Linked DNA regions of Homo sapiens: all the other regions are linked to region 2. A link is a contact called in ENCODE Hi-C or POLR2A ChIA-PET data. All regions are on one chromosome and are shown on one strand. The core of a region is the stretch at or near the end of the contact, and the rest is flanking DNA. Distances in the headings are between cores, read along the strand shown.

Region 1 (3,352 bases), core at 358-2,857, 64 kb before region 2:
GAGACCTTTCTGAAAAACCTGACTTCATTCTCTTGTGGTTCCATTTTCCTTTTTTTCAAATGGGGTCTAGTGGCTTAGCTGTGGTTATTCCACAGCTGATGCCTCTTTCATTGCTGTTCTTCTGGTTCTGACAACAACAGCATTCTTGCACCACTTAACTCTCCAAGATGCAGGCAGGGGAGGTGACTGCCTCATTTCTGATGTGCTTGTTAGCTACAGGAAAAGCATCTTAGTATTCTACCTTTGTCTAGGACTTGGGACTGGGAGCAGGTATTCCGTTTAAGTTTTATGTGCCATCTGTATATTTTCAAAAACATTTAACATGATCTTTATTTCAAGCTTTTATAGCCCTTTCAAGTTGCTCTAGGGGACTTAGCAAAACAGGTAGACAGTAAGTATGGATCAACTGAGCACAGGAAAGAATGGGATTTGGGAAGATCACATTGTTTGGATTTTCTGCTGATACTAAAGCTGGATTTTTACTACACAGGCAGGGAGAAATTACTGTCCTGTGGTGGACCTGGTGAGAGAGGTGGCATATGACTAAGCAAGTCAGCTGACCTCAATTAAAGGGCTGTGACCATCTGTACAATGGGACCAGTACCTCCTCCAACTGTTGGTCTCAGCTGAGTGAGATTCCCATGTCTGAGGAGGTGATCAGGGGTGATGATGACTTTTGATGGAACTGACCTCACACAGGTTTCTGGGGGAAAAAACCCACCAAACTTTATTTTAAGAATTCTAAAACAATTTTACAATTCTGATTTGAGTAGAAGTTTGATTTGAAAAGGGACTTCATCTGCACCTTCTCTCTTGCCTTTGTTTATAGATGTCAGTAATGCCCGTATTTTAAAAAGTTGAAATGAGTTATAAATTATATCTTAAGGATTTTAGTTTGTTTTGAAGAATTGTTTAATTGGCTAGGATTTCTCCCCCCTTCAGTAGCTTCAGATCCCAATGGCTAGGCAATATGGAGATAATAGTAAACAGGATTTTGTAAGAGATGTTATTTATTTATTTATTTTTAAATAGAGATAAGGTCTTGCTATGTTGCCCAGGCCGGTCTCGAACTCCTGGGCTCCAGCAACCCGCTATCCTCAGCTTCCCAAAATGTTGGGATTACAGGCATGAGCCACTACCCTCAGCCTGAGACATTATTTGAGGAGGAGGTCATGAATATATAATTAACTTAGGAGTACAAATGAAAAGTTTTCTCTTGAACCTACCTTTTTGAACAGAAGAGGTGATTTTTAGGTATAATGGTGTGCAAAGTAACAAATAACAGCCTCTAAAGACATTTAAAACAATAAATAAAGCATAAATATCTTTATTCAGGATGAACTGAGTTCTGAAGCCTGATGTTTTCAAGAGTTCTTTATTATCAGGTGGCTTGTGAAAGCCCGTCGTTAACCAAACGTGTTGTGTTTGCCTCAGAATTTTATTAAAAAGGTATGCATAGGTTCATATCCCCCTTATGTGAGGTGGCAGTGAAACAGAAACTTGATAGAAATATTGAGGAGGGGAAAAGATGAAGCCACCGCGGCACCTGGCCTCCCTCTTTCACTTCCCTTTCCAACTCTGCTCCTTTGAGATGTTCTTCGAGAAGATGGAGGAAGCTTGCTGGGTTTAGGGTCATCACCCAGGATCTGGCGACGGGAGTGCCTCAACATGGGGAGTTCCCTCCCCAAAGCCCAGAGCTAATTCGTCACATCCAGCTGCTGTCAGGAGTTGAGCAGTCCTGTCCCCTGGCTTTCCTGGGAAGGCCTGGGTGGAGGCGGCAGGAGCAGGCAAGGGACCAAGAGAGTGCCTGCTAGACCTGATGCCTCTCCCTTCCCCCCTGAGCCCCCAGGGAAGGAGCTGCCTTATAGACTCGGGTACAGGGAGGCAGGGAATAGAGGGTTGGAATCCAGAAAAGAGGGTGGAGGGCATGACTGCAGTTACTGCCATTGTCTCAGGACAGACAGACCAAGCCCTGGTACAGAAATTGTTTGGCTGTTGGCCTTTTCTCTTCAGATGTTTACATGCAGGAAGTGCCTTTGATAAAGTATGGTTTGCTAACATGAGTATGATATGCATGCGCATTTTTGGATGCCAAACACATAGGCAGATGAAACTAAGAAGCCAGATGCTAAGATAGTTGTTGATGAATTGAAACTAGCCTAACTGGCTCCACTGTTGGAGTCATTTGCTCAAACTACTCCAAACTTTTGTTTGGTCTACTGAAAACATTAGTTGGAAAGGTACAGCGTTAATTTAAGGCAGGGAAGCCTCCAGCACGTGAGAGTCGTGTCTCTCTCGGTGATGCTGGGAGGGAAGGATGGGAGATGAGAGTCATTTCACGGCCGCCTAGCTCCTCCTCTTCCTCTCCCTGCCCTGGAGCTGCAGCCTCAGCTTTCAGAGTCTCTTGCCTGGTGGTAGGCCCGGCGAGCGGTTGGATTTTAAGTATCTCAGTTATTTTCAGTATCATCAGTCATCACTTTCAGAGTTCCTTTTCTTTTTCAAGGGTACCCAGTCTAACTGTTTAGCTCCTTTTCAATAGCCCTCCTCACTCACTTACGCCTAGTCAGGAAGATTAATAATGTTAACTGATTTACTATCACTGCAAAAAGCATTAGTTAATTAGACTTTTACACCTCAGTCAGATGGCATTAGACACCCTTTGTGCACTTTAACTCAAGGATGTTAAAGACCTAAATCTTTCAGAAAAAAAGAAAAGAAAGAAAAAGGACAGGCACTTTTCCAGTTTAAGCTGCATGTTGGTCCATGTTAATTAGGCATTTGTCCTTTAGTCTGGAGGTGATAGAAAATGCCAGTTACTGTGGTATTTAACTGACATCAAACTCCTGTCCAAATAATTCAGTTGGGCCCAGCCTTCTCTCTTAATTGGTGGGAAGGAAAACTTCGGCACACACCCAGAATAGGGAGGAAACTGTTACGTTGAACATTTTGAAGTTTCATTCTGAAGGATCTGAAAGACACTTGAATATTTTTTAAATTAACTATCCAGTTGAGCTTTTTAAAAACAGTAACAAAAGAATCTCCCCTCAAACTTGAGCTACCCCAAATGATTAGCTTTTGTAAGTCTTCAGAAAATGAAAGTTTAGTCATTGTAATCCAAGGTCAAAGTGGTGGTTGTTATCCAAAGCTCTTATAGATTTATGTATCTGTTTGGCCCTGTTTTAAACAGTGCTCTGAAAATTGACAGTTTTCTAGCTCACACTCGTATTTCTTTATTAATACCAGAAATTCACAAGTGGGTTAAGGCACCCACCAGTATACACATTTAAAAATCAATATATGCTAGCATATTGGGACAAAAGTGACATGAATATGATTGTTTCATGGGAGCAAT
Region 2 (3,430 bases), core at 379-2,878:
AGCAGATGGATTTACTAAAGTGAGAAAATAGACTCCCAGCTTCTTAACAATTGGGGCAACGTAGACTGCATTCTAAGAACCCAAGAACCTGGTAACAGTGCTGTGTATCATGTGCTGAATTTCCATGGCCAAGTTGTGCAAATCCTTATTATTTGAACACTTGCCTTTTTTTCTTCTTTTTTGATTGCTTGTTCTATGATGTTTACATATATATGTGTGTGTGCTTGGGTTTTGTGTGTGTGTGTGATTTTTTTGTTTTGTTTTGTTTTGTTTTGAGACGGGGTCTCACTCTGTCTCCCAGGGTGGAGTGCAGTGGTGCCATCATAGCTCACTGCAACCTCAACCTCCCAGGCTCAAGCGATCCTCCCACCTTACCCTCCCGAGTAGCTGGGACTACAGGCACACTCCACCATGCCTGGCCTATTTTTATACTTTCTTAGTGTGGATTTGCATTAATACTATTAGATGAGATTCTGTGGTTCTTTCCAGAATTTTTACTTTGCATTTTAGAAATCTGTGAATAATCGAAAGCTGCCACTATCCTCTGAGAAAAAGGGTAGGCAAGTGTGATCTGTCACTGAATTTTATTCTTCAAATTAGATAAAAAGTGTAAGAAAATTATCAAAGCTAAAAGTTGGCCAATTTTAATTGACAGTCTCTTGTGTAGCCTGTTTTTTATTTGCTAGACTTGACCTTCCTCAAAACATTTTTCCCTTTTACTTTGTGTTTTTTTCTTTTCTAATACCCTTTAACAATCAGCACAGCTTATTTTATATATATGTGTGTGTGTATATATGTATGTATGTGTGTGTATATATATATATGTATGTGTGTATATGTGTGTGTGTGTGTGTGTGTGTGTGTGTGTGTGTGTATTTTTTTTTTTTTCTTTTTTGAGATGAGGTTTCACTCTTGTCGCCCAGGCTGGAGCGCAATGGCACAATCTCTGCCTCCTGGGTTCAAGCAATTCTCCTGCTTCAGCCTCCCGAGTAGCTGGGATAACAGGCATGCGCCACCATACCCAGCTAATTTTGTATTTTTAGTAGAGATGGGGTTTCACCATGTTGGCCAGGCGGGTCTCAAACTCCTGACCTCAGGTGATCCGACCACCTCAGCCTCCCAAAGTGCTGGGATTACAGGCGTGAGCCACCATGCCTGGCCTATTTTATATTTTTGAAGAAATATTTGAAAAACCTCTTGTGGCCGATGCTTACTTTTGATTTAGAATTTCTCTCTGAATTGAATTGACCAAGTTCATGTTCAGTTATGCCAAAGAGCATAACAATCATAAAACTGTCCAAGTGGACACTGTCCCCTCAGTGGACATGTTAAGCAACAATCAAGCCTTTTTCGTCCTATCACTGGTTCTCAAATTTATGATCTGGTTCATAATTAGTTTTTTATCATTTGGCCAACTGGATGCTAATATTTATAACTTAAGTTTTCTTCTGTTTTAGCAGAGTTGTTGTCAGTTTGTGTTTTGGAAAGGAAATGCAAAATAAATTTTATCTTTAATGCAAGCAGTACAGTATTTTTGACATATCTTGTTGAGGTATTTCAGCAGCTCAGTCTTACCGGGTAAAACTGGTGGATGGCAGCAGAATCTGGAACATCGTGCTTGCCCACACTTGAACAGCAGGCAGTGGTGAGAGTGAGAAATTAGGTTAGGGAAGGTTAGGGATGGGCTTGCTGGGGGTAGGATGACTAGCAGAGAGCTGGCCTCTGCTCCGGAATGCAACATGCCCAGGTGTCCTCTCCCACCATGCCCCTCGTCTGATGCACTGAGAACTTTGAACAGGTCCTGAGTGTGTGTCCGGTTTAGTTTCATAACTCGAAAGTAGCAAAGTCAAGAGGGAGCCTGACTTCCAGCATTAGATCACAAAATGAAACCTGCAGGGAGCTGGCAGCATTTCCACCGTAGCACTTCACAGGGCTTTATACCTTACATTTTTCCGCCTTTGTTTAAATATCCAACCTGTCCGACCTGTTCGGGCTGAACAAGCTGGTGCTAGCAAACACTGAAGCGTGCCCACTCACTGTCAACCTTTTTCTGATGTGTTAAGGAAGGTGATTAGTGGCAACATTGTCCCCCCCCCCCAACCCCCATCCCACCCTCCCCACTGAAACATGAACAGGAAGCACTGAAGTCTTAGCCTGTGTATTCATGACACGGATCCTCATCTCACCTTTGGCATGTCTGTGTGCCTGTGGGCCATCCTCAGCTTCTCTTGGGGCTCTGGGATGCTTAGTGGAAAGGTTGTTGGCCTTCAGTGGAGACAGATTTTGTATTTCCTTAAACCGGAGATTCAGTTGCATAATGGGTTCATTGGTCCTGTGGTGTCAGCACTTAATTCTTCCTTTTCATGCTTATATAACCCAGCTTGCTCAAGAGGACTGCTGTTCCAAGTTTATGGGTGGGAAAACTGAGGTCTGCCATGCTGCAGGTTCTTCTGGGGCCCTCCTCTCCAGTTTCTGTTGGTAGATGGTGTACTGTTCCTCCCTCGACATCTCTGGAGAACAGAGGCCATGTGTGCACCATGTCCATCCGTTTTAGATAAAAGTGGCTATAGACGGCCTTGGTCATACAGAAGGGCTCTGTCGCCTGGTTGGTCTTGGGAGGTGACATTTCTCTTTGGATTCATTTATATTCATTCTCTCTCCAATCTTGGTTCCCCTTTCCTTGCCAGCAGTTTCTCAGTGGCCCGTAAGTAATATAACACAACATCCCCAGAGTGGGTGGCTTTCCTTTTTCACTACGCTGCTTCTTGCACTCGCCCACGGCACCTTCCACTTCCCTTGTGGGCGCATGGCCGACCATCTGGGATGGCCCCACCCGTGCATTTCTTGTTCCTCTTTTGGAACTGGCTGAGGAGTAGCAGTGACTTAGCACTGCCCTATCATGAAGATAGTCATCTCTTCCTCCTGCACAGAAAGTGAGTAAGTAACTAGGTCCTGCCTTCTTGAAGACACCTCAAGTGATCGCCTTTCAAGCTGAAGTGGGAAATGGCCCGTGACTTCAGCACTTCCCTCCTCCTACAGAGCTTAGGTGTGGGGATTGGGGTGTATGATTTTAGTCGTTGCCCTGGGAAGCTGGTCTCTGGTGGCCGGCGATGGCTTCCCTCAGAGGGGACAGCTCTGGGCTCTTGAGATCACTTTGGGAATGATGACTTCAGTTGGGGCACCATCACCTCAGACTGTAATATGGGGATATTCAGCATCCCTGCTGGGAGAGGCCAGCCATGAGTGTGGGGATTTGGACCCCAGGCTGCATGTAAATGTTGAGGAAACTGAGGGAGGTTAGCCTGGGGAAGAAGAAGAGGCCATGGCAACACAGCAGCTGCCCTGAGGTATCTAAGGCCTGTCCGTGGGAAATGAGAGCCTTCCACTGATGTCTCTGGACTCACCCAGGAAGGTCCTAGCTGGCCGATTA
Region 3 (3,799 bases), core at 941-3,440, 76 kb after region 2:
TAGATGACTCTTAAGATTCTTTCCAACTCGAACATTAAGTAGATGAGAGGCCGCTACCAGAAGTTCACAGGGAGGAATAAGTTGCTGATAGTGGTTTTCAGTTGGCTGACAAATAAACATGGCTTATGTAATGAAGAAATAAATATTCTTAGTGGTGAAAATTTGAAGGCTACTCTGTGCCAGGCATTGGGATCAGCTTTTTCTTAACATGCAGAACCTTTAAAAAGTAAAACCCTTGACATACAGCAAGGACTTTATTAATATTCCTAGGGTAACTAATAACTGTAGTTACTATTATCCCCATTTTGTATATGAAGAGACAGGCTGAGACAAGTGACTTGCCCAAGGTAATCTAGCCACTGAGTGGGTAAGTTTTGATTCAAACAAGGGCTAATTCCAACAGCTATTTTTTTAATACATAAAAAACTAATTTTAAATTTTTTTGTAGAGATGGGGTCTTACTATATTGCCCAGGCTGGTCTCGAACTCCTCGCCTCAAGTGATCCTCCTGCCTCGGCCTCCCAAAGTGCTGGGATTACAGGCTAGGATTACTGTTGGAGCTACCGTGCCTGGCCTCCAACAGCTATTAACCATCATACTATACTACTGACTGTCCAGCAACTGAAAATATTTGATTTGTTCATCTGAAGTCATCCTGTGTGTATACGTATATGGACATGACAGTGGCAAAGTCGACAGGTGGCCAGCTTTGTCTGTCCTCAAAGACTGCTCCTTTGGGAGGCAAGCTGCAGCACATGTTGGGCGTGGTCAGGCAGCTCTACAGATGACCCACGGGCTTGTCTCACAGCATTCATCTTTCTACCAACACAAACCATTCAAATTACTTAAAAAATCCGAGATTATTTCACTGATGTCTTAGCAAAAGCAGCATTTTTCATTTTCATTTTAATTCTGGGGTAGGGGTGGAGCACAGGCTGTTAGGCTGGTTGGAGTAGGGGGTTTGCTTTAGGAGAGAATGATTCCTAACAGTCTTGTCTTCTTCCCAGGCTTCTCCAGCTTTCTGGCAATACCAAGGGGCAGACCCGGGAATGGGTTGTTCAGTCACTGCTGTACCGCCCATGAGCGGCAGAGGGCAGCAAAACACACTCATCGGACGGGCATCAAGGGAGCCTGAGGATAACCAGGTATGCTTTAAAATGTTTTCGCATCATTTAGGGAACTCTTGCAGAGGAGAAATACTACAGATTTAAAATTATGAAACCAAAAAAACCACAGACACGAGTAACTATTTATTCTCCTTATGAGAAACTTAGAACTGGGCGTGGTGGTTCACACCTGTAATCCCAGCACTTTGGGAGGCCGAGTTGGGAGAATCACCTGAGGCCATGAGTTCGAGACCAGCCTGGGCAGCTCGGCGAGACCCTGTCTCTACTAAAAATTCAAAAAAAAATTAGCTGGGCATGGGGGCATGTGACTGTAATCACAGCTACTTGGGTGGCTGAGGAACAAGAATCCCTTGAACCTGGGAAGCGGGGGTTGCAGTGAGCTGAGATGGCGCCACAGCACTCCACTCCAGCCTCGGCAACAGGGCGAGGCTCTGACTCAAAAAACATAGAAGTGGGCCGGGCGCGGTGGCTCACGCCTGTAATCCCAGCACTTTGGGAGGGTGAGGCGGGTGGATCACGAGGTCAGGAGATCGAGACCAGCCTGCCTAACACGGTGAAACCCCGTCTCTACTAAAAATATAAAAAATTAGCTGGGCGTGGTGGCTGGCGCCTGTAGTCCCAGCTACTCAGGAGGCTGAGGCAGGAGAATGGCCGGAACCCTGGAGGCAGAGCTTGCAGTGAGCCGAGATCGTGCCACTGCACTCCAGCCTGGGTGACAGAGCGAGACTCCGTCTCAAAAAAAAAAAGCCACAAAAATTAGCCAGGGGTAGTGGCACCTGCCTGCAGTCCCAGCTACTCGGGAGGCTGAGGCAGAAGAATTGCTTGAACCTGGGAGGCGGAGGTTGCAGTGAGCCAAGACTGTGCCACTGCACTCCAGCCTGGGTGACAGAGCAAGACTCCATCTCAAAAAAGAAACAAACATACAAACAAACAAAAAAAACCATAGAAGTATACTTTTACAAATTCTTTTTTAAAAACACATACATATAATTTAAAACACAGATGGGGGTCTCACTCTGTCAACCAGGCTGGTCTCAAAATCTTGGGCTCAAGTCATCCTCCCGCCTTGGCCTCCAAAGTGCTGGGATTACAGGCGTGAGCCACTGTGCCCAGCCAACTTTTACAAATTCTCTTCTGTTTTTTTTTTTTTTGGAGACGGAGTCTCACTCTGTCACCCAGGGTGAAGTGAAGTGGCACACTCTCGGCTCACTACAACCTCCACCTCCTGAGTTCAAACAATTTTCCTGCCTCAGCCTCCCAAGCAGCTGGGACTATAGGCGCCCACCACCATGCCTGGCTAATTTTTGCATATTTAGTAGAGACGGGGTTTCACCATGTTGGCCAGGCTGGTCTCAAACTCCTAACCTCAGGTGATCCACCTGCCTTGGCCTCCCAAAGTGCTGGGATTACAAGTATGAGCAACTGTGCCCAGCCTCCTTTTACAAATTCTTAAAGACACAGCTAGTCTCCTGACGTGAGGCACTACTCAAAGGGAGCTTGAACAAATAGTTTTCCTTTGGTCTCTTTCCTCACGGGGTTCGTGTGGCAGCTTTGTGTGCCTGTGATATGTTACGGAGTTGTTTCCACTGGGAATTTGGTAACTTTGTCATTATGCGTTTAAGGAGAAAATAGTTAAGATTACAATTCACTCAATTTAGGAACCAACTTTTTATTTTGAAGCTACAGCTGTGATCTATTGTTTCACTTCCCTTTATGGAACTCACCTAATGGAATTTCACAGAAACCATCTATAGCAACGCCTATGCACTTGCTTGCCAGTTTCTGTTAAGTTTTTGTTTTAGTAAATGCTTCCTGGTTTGAGCTGCAATGTACAACCAAGATGCCATTTCCACTTCTCAAGGTGGAGCAGTCTGATCCATAACCCTGCAAGTTCCCAGCCAGAGATGCACGCATTTGTGAACAGGACACACAAACCTGTGTCCAGCTCTGCCACTTAACGGTTGTGGAATTTCTGGCAAGTTAATTTAACCTGTGTTCAATTTCCTTATTTGCAAAATGGAGATACACCTACTTCACAGTGTGATAAATAATTCACATGAAACACCTACCACGTGTGTCAGGTCCTGTTTTAAGACTTGGTGAGCTGGTGACAAAATTCTTGCTGTCATAAGCTTACATTCACAAGGGGTGATGGGCAATGGAAGGACAAGGTAACTTCTGTGTGTGTGTGTGTGTGTGTGTGTGTGTGTGAGAGAGAGAGAGAGAGAGAGAGAGAGAGTCTGTCTCGCTCTGTCGCCCAGGCTGAGAGACAGAGAGACTTGCTCTGTCGCCCAGGCTGCAGTGCAGTGGCATGATCTCGGCTCACTGCAACCTCTGCCTCCCGGGTTCAAGTGATTCTCCTGCCTCAGCTTTCCAAGTAGCTGGGATTACAGGTGCGCGCCACACCTGGCTAATTTTTGTATTTTTAGTAGACACAGGGTTTCACCATGTTGGCCAGGTTGGTCTCGAACTCCTGACCTCAAGTGATCTGCCCACCTCAGCCTCCCAAAGTGCTGGGATTACAGGTGTGAGCCACTGCGGCCAGCCCAAGGTAACTTCTGATAGTGGTGAAGATAATGAGAACAGAGCAGGGTGTGTGGGGCCTTCCATGAGGGGAGTTTTCAGGAAGACTAAGAGCAGGGAAGATGGGGGCTGAGACCTGGGCAGAGGGG

What was found. Hi-C counts contacts between places; a loop is a spot of excess contacts on that map. ChIA-PET counts read pairs that join two places held with the same protein, here RNA polymerase II (POLR2A). Pooled maps may share reads with other maps.
Region 1: a map of CD4-positive, alpha-beta T cell shows a loop between it and region 2 (2.8-fold over the local background). The contact joins two enhancer-like sites. A Hi-C loop is called at or near these places in 6 of 168 maps with a recorded cell type or tissue (CD4-positive, alpha-beta T cell, PC-3, PC-9 and 2 more), 9 of 37 single-sample maps with no recorded cell type and 11 of 50 pooled maps. POLR2A ChIA-PET finds 5 or more read pairs at or near these places in 10 of 52 experiments (BJ, GM10248, K562 and 6 more).
Region 3: a pooled map shows a loop between it and region 2 (2.9-fold over the local background). The contact joins two enhancer-like sites. A Hi-C loop is called at or near these places in 1 of 50 pooled maps. POLR2A ChIA-PET finds 5 or more read pairs at or near these places in 4 of 52 experiments (AG04450, B cell, T-cell and 1 more).

Annotation. Positions count from the first base shown.
Region 1 is chr6:7,135,429-7,138,780 of GRCh38, forward strand. All of the region lies in intron 1 of RREB1 (ras responsive element binding protein 1), which reads left to right. Among named protein-coding and RNA genes, the nearest start is that of RREB1, 29 kb to the left of the region's middle. RefSeq lists an enhancer at 1,584-1,653. Within about 2 kb of position 1,608, at least 32 of the 41 ENCODE cell types and tissues checked have a DNase peak (open chromatin) inside an H3K27ac peak, as active enhancers do.
Region 2 is chr6:7,199,408-7,202,837 of GRCh38, forward strand. All of the region lies in intron 6 of RREB1 (ras responsive element binding protein 1), which reads left to right. Among named protein-coding and RNA genes, the nearest start is that of RREB1, 93 kb to the left of the region's middle. RefSeq lists enhancers at 1,629-1,923, 2,688-2,837, 2,888-2,937. Within about 2 kb of position 1,629, at least 21 of the 41 ENCODE cell types and tissues checked have a DNase peak (open chromatin) inside an H3K27ac peak, as active enhancers do; they include B cell, where a contact is called at or near this core.
Region 3 is chr6:7,275,024-7,278,822 of GRCh38, forward strand. No RefSeq gene overlaps it. Among named protein-coding and RNA genes, the nearest start is that of SSR1, 36 kb to the right of the region's middle. RefSeq lists an enhancer at 1,154-1,323. Within about 2 kb of position 2,191, at least 5 of the 41 ENCODE cell types and tissues checked have a DNase peak (open chromatin) inside an H3K27ac peak, as active enhancers do; they include B cell, where a contact is called at or near this core.